Regions from separate parts of the Homo sapiens genome. Here region 2 is linked to region 1. The links are chromatin contacts, found by Hi-C in ENCODE. All regions are on one chromosome and are shown on one strand. The core of a region is the stretch at or near the end of the contact, and the rest is flanking DNA. Distances in the headings are between cores, read along the strand shown.

Region 1 (4,450 bases), core at 288-2,787:
AATAGCTTTAGTATGTGAGACCCCTCCATGTATGTTTGTCAGCTACATAGTTGTGAATCCACATTGTTTCATAATCATGGAATCGTGTGTCTTCATTTATAACAATAGGGCCTACACAAAAGCCTTCTTGAAATCCAGATGCTGAGGGTTCTATTTTTGAAAAGAAAGAAAAGGGATTTAGTCAGTGGAGGCTTACTGATCCCCACCAGTCACCACCTCCCTTTTAAGCAGTCTGTTAATCAGCTGCACTTAATGTTTGACTAGCATTGGCCTCAAACTCATTGGCCAATAGCATTATTATTCAGACTTATCTAATGTAAAGGACCTTTTTTAGAGGAAACATTTCTTTTTGGTCTTTGAGAATATATTCTTTGTATGAGAAACACTGCTTTCAAAATAATTAAGCTCAGTTCCATGTTTAACTGAATTCTCAGAAATGTTCTTTTAACTTCTGAATTTTCAGATCTTTCCCAAAAATCCTTTAGAAGCAGTGGATCTCATTTTGTAAATCTGTGAACTTTGAAAGCACATCTGTAGACTCCCATTTTAAAAAACAGTGGTTTATGATCTTTATGATCCATCTTCTTTTTAGAACACTGGGAGAGTGCAGGTGGCCCTCCTTATCCCTGAGTTTCACGTCCATGGATTCAGCCAATCATGGATCAAAAGTATTCAGAAAAAATTCCATAGAGTTTCAAAAAGCAAAACTTCAATTTGCCACACACCAAGTACTATGTTGAATCCATGCAAATGACGTGTAGGCATTGTGTTAGGTATTATAAGTAATCGAGAGATGATTTAAAATATACAAGAGGATGTGTGTAGGTTATTTGAAATACTACATCACTTTATATAAGGTAATTGAGCATCTGCAGATTTGGTAAGGGGTCTTGGAACCAATCCCCCATGCATACTGAACGATGACTAAATTGTCTTCATCTTTTAGTTCCTCTCTCATTCACCATAGTTCTTCTCTGATTAGTAACAGTTCACTTAACTATTTTGCAGGTTCTCACAGTTCTGTAGGTTAGAAAATAATTATATATACCTACACATACATATATGTATTTACTATAGGCTAGGAATTCATTTAGAGCAGTTAGGTGCTGATTTTTCTTTTTTTCCCTCTTAAAATAATCCCCTACCTTGTCTTTTGGTTTAGTTCTTCGAACTAATGTTCATTCTAACCTTTCCAGTCTTAAGATGATTATCCTTGATAGACGATTGAAGCAAAGTAGATGTTGGAGCTGAGAAGTTCTGCCTTTTATTATCTGTTAACAACATTGTATCATCTATTCTAGGCAGCAGGCTCATCTCATCAATTCTTTGTGTCCCAGATGAAAGGGGGAAAAATCGAGTGGTCTCTAACGTTTTTTACAACACCTTTCCTCCAGTCTCAGATGTCTGTGCATCTGTTAATATTCACTGTTGAACATGTGAACCTATCTATTTTCAACCTTTCCTGTGATCTTTTTTTAATCTTGTGCTTGTTCAAGTACTTCCTGTGAAGCAGCAGTGGTCTCTAAATACAACTCCTTCAACCCTCCCTGACCACCTCCCCGCCTTGTCAGGGCCTTCCACAATTACTCAGCATGTGGGTTTGGACAGCTGTTGGGGCTTCTGCACTTTGTGGGTCTTGATAATAAATTGAAATGTGCCCTCCTGAAATCCAGAATACATATCTGACATGGCCTGGTATTCCCCTTTGACAGTCAAAAACTCTTTGATACAGTTATTTTTTGAAGAGTATCATTACTACTTTACCACTTTTGCTTGGATTAGAATCCAGTCCGTAGTGTCAGTCTGCCTTGTTTCCTGTGCATTTTTAGAGGTGAACTTAATGCCACTGCAAGTCAGTGGTGCTTTAAGCTAATTGAGACTTCTAGGAGATGCTTGGTAGATGTCTGGTGGTTGCAACCCCTCGTTTCTGGTGCAGTCTGCTTCTGTGTCAATTTTTAAACATCTATGTTGGCAAATATACTATTTAATTCTTCTGTCAGATAAAGTTATCTGTGGGTTATTCCCAAGGAGATGTCATTAAATTCCTTCTGTCTTTCATTGTTCTGGTTCCTTTTCCAGTTAAGCATGAAATGGCGTTAGTAAATGTTTTATTATTTCCAAGCAATTCAGCATGCCGAAGATGACTATTATTTTAGGTTAATATCCAAGGCTGGCTGCCAACAAGATTGACTGTTTACTATGTGTGACGCCCAACTCTAGGCATACTATAGATTTCCTTGTAATACTGCTTAAGGATATCCTTTCTTCTGAATGTCAGGAGTACTCTTTAGAATCCACCACTTAGAATTTGTAGTGCTACTTCAGGGGCTTGTCGCAATTTAGCGTGAGTTCAAGAAATGTTAAGCCATTACTTTTTTTCCTTTTTTAGACAATAACTGCTGTGGTGTGTTTTACACTTGTTTATTTTTAAATCAATTCCCTCAAAGGCACTTAAAGAAACATGTCATTTACCATGTCTCCTAATGACAGGTCCTGATGACAAAATATATTAGTGGTTATTAGGATAGAGACAAGACTATAAATTTCTGGGAATTTTTGGATGCCTTATATTGAAATAGAAAATTTAGCAAACATTTAGTGCACAGAAGGGACTTTCCTGAAGGGTCATTCATGTTACTTCCCCATATTAGAGTAGCATACTTAATAGATACTTACCCATACCCTTGTGCCTGTCCCATCCTCTGTACATAAGCATGCATAGCATTTATTATTATTGAACTAAGCATATAGCTCAAAAGATTAGTGTCAGATGTATGATGGTCTTTTACATAGACAATATATTCAAAACTTTTGTAGGTATCCCTTCAAAGAAGAATGGCCAAGGAGAGTATTTTGACACTTAAGTAGCATCCAACAAGGCTGAAGGGGTAGAGAAATGTCTGAACTGGAAATACTGTTGAGGTGTAATAGACCAGCAAAGGACAGAGTTAAAGGGAGAGGTGAGGTCAAATTTAATTGTTGAATGAATGCATGAATCTATCTATCAGTGTCAGAGCTTTAGATATGGGTTGGACTTTATCAGTTTCCAAATGTTGTCTTGCCTTTGGTGCTCAGTGACTCTCTAACCTTGAGCAAGTCTCCATATGACAAGTGATGTCTCCTAATCTTCATTTTTAGAACTCTTTTAAAAAGTGAACCCTTTTGTATAATGAAAAGCTATCAATTGTTGAAGGAGATAACCATGTTTTACATGATCAAGGGTATGTAATGTTTGTTATAACTCAGATGGACTTGGAGGTAATGAGCTAGCATCACAGTTGCATGAACAAGAGGGTGATGGAGAAGAAGGTAGGGATGTGGAAAACCGTTTGGCTATTGTGCAAGTTCCTTAGAGTTGCAATCCACAGTTGTCCCAGAACGTGCTGGACTCAGAGCTTGTTTAGGGCAGCTGTTAACATCAGAAGAGATCTGATCCAGCAAGTAGGGCCTGTTGGGGAAGGTTCCAGGTAGCCTGCTTATTCTTAAGCAGGAAAATTGCACTGTGGTTCCAGGTCATCATTCCATGTTGATCAGAAAAGCCAGCTAGCGGTTGAGGTACAGGGAACAGGGCTTAGCTTCTTGTAGAAGGCTAGCCAGTCTGGGTAGGGCATCACTGCCCACCTACATTAGATGGGTGTTGGGACAGGACTTGGCTTCCAACAGAGGACTGAAATGATTCTGTCAAGACTCCATAATATATAGGCTGAGCATATCCTTTAAGCGGGTGGAGTAGCTCCTGGAATCACATGAAACGCTTAGAGAAAGGTTGAGGAGGATCTAAGGCAGCTTGACTAATACCACAGATTCATTCCTGTCTGTGTTCAGCCTTTTCATCTCTCCAGATGGCAAATTGACTGACTGGCTTAGCCTGGACTGTGTGCTGACTTTTAAGTCAATGAGGAGCATGGAGCCTTGATGGAGCAGTCCCCTAAGACTCTGGGGGAGGGGTTCTCCAAAGGAAAGCAATGGGCTGTTTCCAGGAGAAGCAGATGCCGAGCTGGAAAGAGCAGATTGTCCACTGCACAGAGTCTGCATTAACACTCGGTACAGGGATGGTGTATTAATGCAACTGAAAATTCCATTTTTCCTCTGGCTACTGTTGTCATGATCTAGAAATTTGAGAGGTATTGCTAAATAGTTTCCATTTTAATTTCCATGCTTTTAAGGGTGTTTGATTTCTTCAGTGCCATATTTGAAAATGTGGTTTGTAAGTCTTTACCTTTGAAGCACCCAGTTTATTGTTTCCAGAGTAGTGGTTCCTTCTTTTCATGAGCTCTCTCTCTCTCTCTCCCCCTACCCGTCTCTGAACAGCTGCTGTCAGGCTCACAATCGAACATTTGAAGTGACTGTTCTGCTCTAACAATGCAGAACATGGGATTTCAAGCCTCTTTTGTCACTGCAGTAATTGCTTCTGCATTTATAATTAAATGAACTATCTGTACTAAGATAC
Region 2 (4,445 bases), core at 496-2,995, 4.9 Mb before region 1:
TAAAAGATGAAATCAAGACATATTAGGTACCGGAAACAAGTTTTTGGACTTACTACAGGTAAAGGAATTATCCAGGGTGACACTATGGTTCCTAACGTGTACTATGAGGTGATGGATGGTGCTGTCACAGGTCTCAGATTTTAGAAGCAACTGGTTGTATCACAGGTGAGATAACTTCAGTTTGAAAAGCTTTTATTTGAAGTATCTGCCCAGCAGTTTGAGGGTCCTGATCTGGAGATCATGAGTAAAGATTTGGAAGTCCTAGGTACATAGATGGCAGTTGATTCCAGGTAAGGATAAGGTTTCTCAGGGAGTCTTCAAAGTGATAGTAAGGTGAAAGAAGACCCGAGATAAGTGGTGTCTCAGAAATCAAGGAAGAAGGAAATTTATAAGAGGGAGTCACAATAGTTGAAAGCCACAGAGGAGTCCTGTATAATAAAGACCCAGCTGCCTACAGTATTTGGCTGTTAGGTCTGGTGGCCTTGGAGAAAGTTGATAACGTGAAATTGTTGATTGGAAGAGTGAAGAAGAAAGTGTAATCTCTGTGAATCAGGGAGTAATTAGAAGTTACAGAGGCCGGGCACGGTGGCTCATGCCAGTAATCCCAGCACTTTGGGAGGCCGAGGGGGGCGGATCACAGGGTCAGAAGATTGAGACCATTCTGACCAATATGGTGAAACCCTGTCTCTACTAAAATACAAAAAATTAGCCGGGTATGATGGTGCATGCCTGTAATACCAGCTACTCGGGAGGCTGAGGCAGGGGAATCGCTTGAACCCGGGAGGTGGAGGTTGCAGTGAGCCAAGGTTGCGCCACTGCACTCCAACCTGTTTTTGAGACAGAGCAAGACTCTGTCTCAAAAAACAAAACAAAACAAAAAAGAAGTTACCGAAGTAGAATATTTCCTGAAGGTTACCTATGAAAAGAATAAGGGGTGAAGGTAGCCACTGCCAGGGAAGGTAAGTCAAAGGACAGTAAAGACGAGCGAACTGGGCATGCACATAGGATGCAGGGGAGAAGCCAATGCAGAAGGCAAGGTGGAAGAAAAAGGAGGGAGAGGAGATGCTGGTTGAAGCTAGAGAGAAGCAACAGGAATGAGATGAAAAATACAGATGGAAGGATTACTGTTACAAGAAAGGGAATTCCCTCTTCATCTAAGGTCAGAAGAAAGTAGGTAAAGACAGATGGTATAATTTGAGGTACATAATTCATGCTTACTGCTCTCTACTTTCTATCTGAAGAAAGCCAGGAGGAAATTTGCTGAGAACTCGTGAAGGCCCAAAGAGAGACAGATTTTGACATTTGGGTTAGGAATTTCATATTCTTGCAAATATAAGAAGTAACATTGCTCTAAGGAACAAGTTTCTTTCTCTATATTAGAAGAAAACTCAAATGAAGTCACTTTCACATTCAAATTCACTTCATTTTTCCCCATTTGTAGCATGTACCAAGATTTAAACAAAACAAAACACTAGCTAATTTTCCCAATCACTGGCTAGCTCAGGTCTAGAAACATATACCGATATTAATATCCCAGTTACCATGTTAGGTGCATAGTACAAAATACACAAAAATGATTAAGATAGGGTCCCCACTCTAGAGAGGTTATGGTCAAAATTTGAAACAGAGACACAAACAGCAATTTCCTAAAAGGGAGCTGTCTACAGGCTACTATGGGGGCAAACAGGAAGGGCACTGGGCCTTGGAGGAAGTGATACCCGAACTGAGTCTTAAAGGGTGTTCAAGAATGAATCAGGCAAAGAAAGGTGAGACAGCACATCAGTCCCAGTGGAGGAATAAAGAAGGCTTCAGAGAGCACGGTGGGAAAGCAACCACAGGTTAAACCACAATGCTCACAGCCACATTTAACTAGCCTGGAACATTTACAGTGTTGGGAGATGGAAACATAAGGCTACATTTCCTTTCCTGATATATAATTAAAACTAGTAAGAGGACTTTCTTCTTTCCCCAGAGCCTAAATGCACAACTAGAACTTGTTGCATCTCCTTGGTGGTTTGTGCTTGTGTGTGACTCTCAATGACCAGGACACAGCATCCACAATCCCTCCTTTAGGAAAGCTTCTAGGCCCATTTTGTTTCTTATAAGTTCAGTAGCAAACAGCTCTGCTACACAAGCATTGGGAAAAGTTGGAACTAATACACACTGAACGATTAACAGTGATTCCACTAGGATGGGAGCTGGTAAGGGACAAAAGGGAGAAGTAAGAATGAAGGGTGGGGAATGTGGATGCCTACTTCACTTTATCTTTAAAGAGAGAAAGGGTAGGATTATGAATTAATTATTCTTTTTGGTATTTTTAGTATGTTTCCAATAAAACACTGAATTATTTATAATAAGCAAATAATGAATTATCATTGGGCACAAAATCAGCTAAGATTTATTAGATGCTTTACATATATCAACTTATTTAATTTTTGAATCAATGTTGTGGTTGGTATCATGAAAACAGGACAGCCCCACTTTTACAAATTAGAAAAAATTGGCCTTGACAAGTTAAGTAACTTGTTCAATGTTACACAGCTCTTAAGTGGCCCTGTAAATTGAAACAAGGCAGGTATATCCAGAGTCTACCCTCTCAAATACTAGAGTTTACTACCAGCTACAGTCACTTCTGATAACCACCAAATAAAATGTGGTTTAATTGTGTATTTTCAAGAAAATTTGAAGAATCTAAAATTTTTGTTTCGTAAAGTGTGTTACTAAGGTTAATTATCTTAGATGGCTACTGAAGTTCTCATTTTACAAATCATGAAATTCTATGGATTTATAAGATAATCCTAAAATGTTAACTAATATTTTGAAACTTCTAACATCAACAACATGGTGATTTTTAAAGGTCAGAAAATAATGTACATTCCTTGATGGCAGACATTGTATCTATTTTTAGTTTAAATCCTCTAAGTCTCTCAGTGCTTACCACATAGCAGGCACTCAGATTTGTTGAATGATTAATAGTCTTATTTTCAAGACAGTTTCATTATGTTAAAACAGATTTTAAAACCTTATAAGTGGCCCCTATTTTAAGGGAAATCTTAAGAAAGTCAGGTTTTCTATAATAGCTTATTCTAACTTAATTGGGGGTATAATAGAGTTTAAATGATTAATTTCTAGACTAGTGTTTGTTATTCCAAATGATACTTTTCTATAGAAAATTAAGCGCCTTGTGAAACACCACCTACTACAAAAAAGAACCAAATTATCTGCTTAGAAATGTTAATATGCTTCTTCCAAAAACTTGCTAAATAGCCCCCATAATTTCACCCTAAATTTGTGGAGAAATAATTTGTAAGTTGATTTCTTTGTATTTCATATACATTTACATTAGCATATTTAAATCAACAAGGCATGGTTTTATATCCCATCTTTATTTCTTTATAACCTTATAATAATTGTTCCAGAAATGATCTGGGGGAAAAACATAAGCACTATTTCTTCTACAATACCAAACAAAAGCAAATTATATTATACACAGATAAAAACACATAAAATTACCTGAGCCTATTAAGAAACACAAACATAAAGGAACATCTTAGAATGGATATTAAATAACTGACTATAATACTGCATTTCATCTTTAAGTTTATATGAAAATCAATCTGGACTATGTCTAAAAGGACACCTGAGAAAAAAGTTATACCAGGTCTTCCACTGGGTAATTTTAATATTTTAAAAATTGTGCAGTGTTTTCAGGAGTTCTCAAATGTTAATGAAATGACTCGATGTGACAAACATAAACTCTAGCAAATAGTCATTATTAACCTATAATAATAATCATAACGGCTTTTACCTAGCACTTGGAAAAGACTAGGTGCTATGAAGTAAGTTTTATTATTACATTCATAATACAGGAAACTGGGTGTTTAGCTGCTTTTTGTAAATTGCCCAAGGTTGCACAGCTAACTGAGAGAATCAGATTAAATGTTGTAGAACAACCTAGAAAAGCAAATAAACACACACTATCAACTCCAAATTGCAATTAAGATCTGTAATTATTTCATTCATTTGAGACAGGGTCTCTCTCTTTTGCCCGGATTGGAGTGTAGTGGCCAAATGTTGGCTCACTGCAACCTCCACCTCCCGGGCTCAGGCGATCCTCCCACCTCAGCCTCCCAATATCTGGGACTACACGCACACCCCACCATGCCTGGCTAATTTTTTGTTGTTTTTTGGTAGAGACAGGATTTTGCCATGTTGCCCAGGCTGGTCTCAAACTCCTGAACTCATGCAATCCAGCCACCTCAGCCTCCCAAAGTGGTGGGATTACACGTGTGAGCCACTGCACCTGGCCTGAAATTATTTATATATTTGCATTTGTATTCAAAAATATATATAATAAGCATTCTTTCCATTTGCTAAATTTGACATTCACTGGGTAATCTTAAAACTGGCCAAATTCTGGACTTTGTTCATCACATAATCATTGT

The links. A loop is a pair of places that touch in the nucleus more often than their neighbours do. Pooled maps may share reads with other maps.
Region 2: a map with no recorded cell type shows a loop between it and region 1 (16-fold over the local background). The contact joins two enhancer-like sites. A Hi-C loop is called at or near these places in 2 of 37 single-sample maps with no recorded cell type and 1 of 50 pooled maps.

The regions. Positions count from the first base shown.
Region 1 is chr4:42,636,247-42,640,696 of GRCh38, reverse strand. The region is part of intron 1 of ATP8A1 (ATPase phospholipid transporting 8A1); the gene reads left to right. Among named protein-coding and RNA genes, the nearest start is that of ATP8A1, 19 kb to the left of the region's middle. RefSeq lists enhancers at 1,387-1,506, 1,737-1,786, 4,362-4,411. Within about 2 kb of position 1,537, at least 4 of the 41 ENCODE cell types and tissues checked have a DNase peak (open chromatin) inside an H3K27ac peak, as active enhancers do.
Region 2 is chr4:47,516,996-47,521,440 of GRCh38, reverse strand. The region is part of intron 3 of ATP10D (ATPase phospholipid transporting 10D (putative)); the gene reads right to left. Among named protein-coding and RNA genes, the nearest start is that of ATP10D, 34 kb to the right of the region's middle. Within about 2 kb of position 1,745, at least 2 of the 41 ENCODE cell types and tissues checked have a DNase peak (open chromatin) inside an H3K27ac peak, as active enhancers do.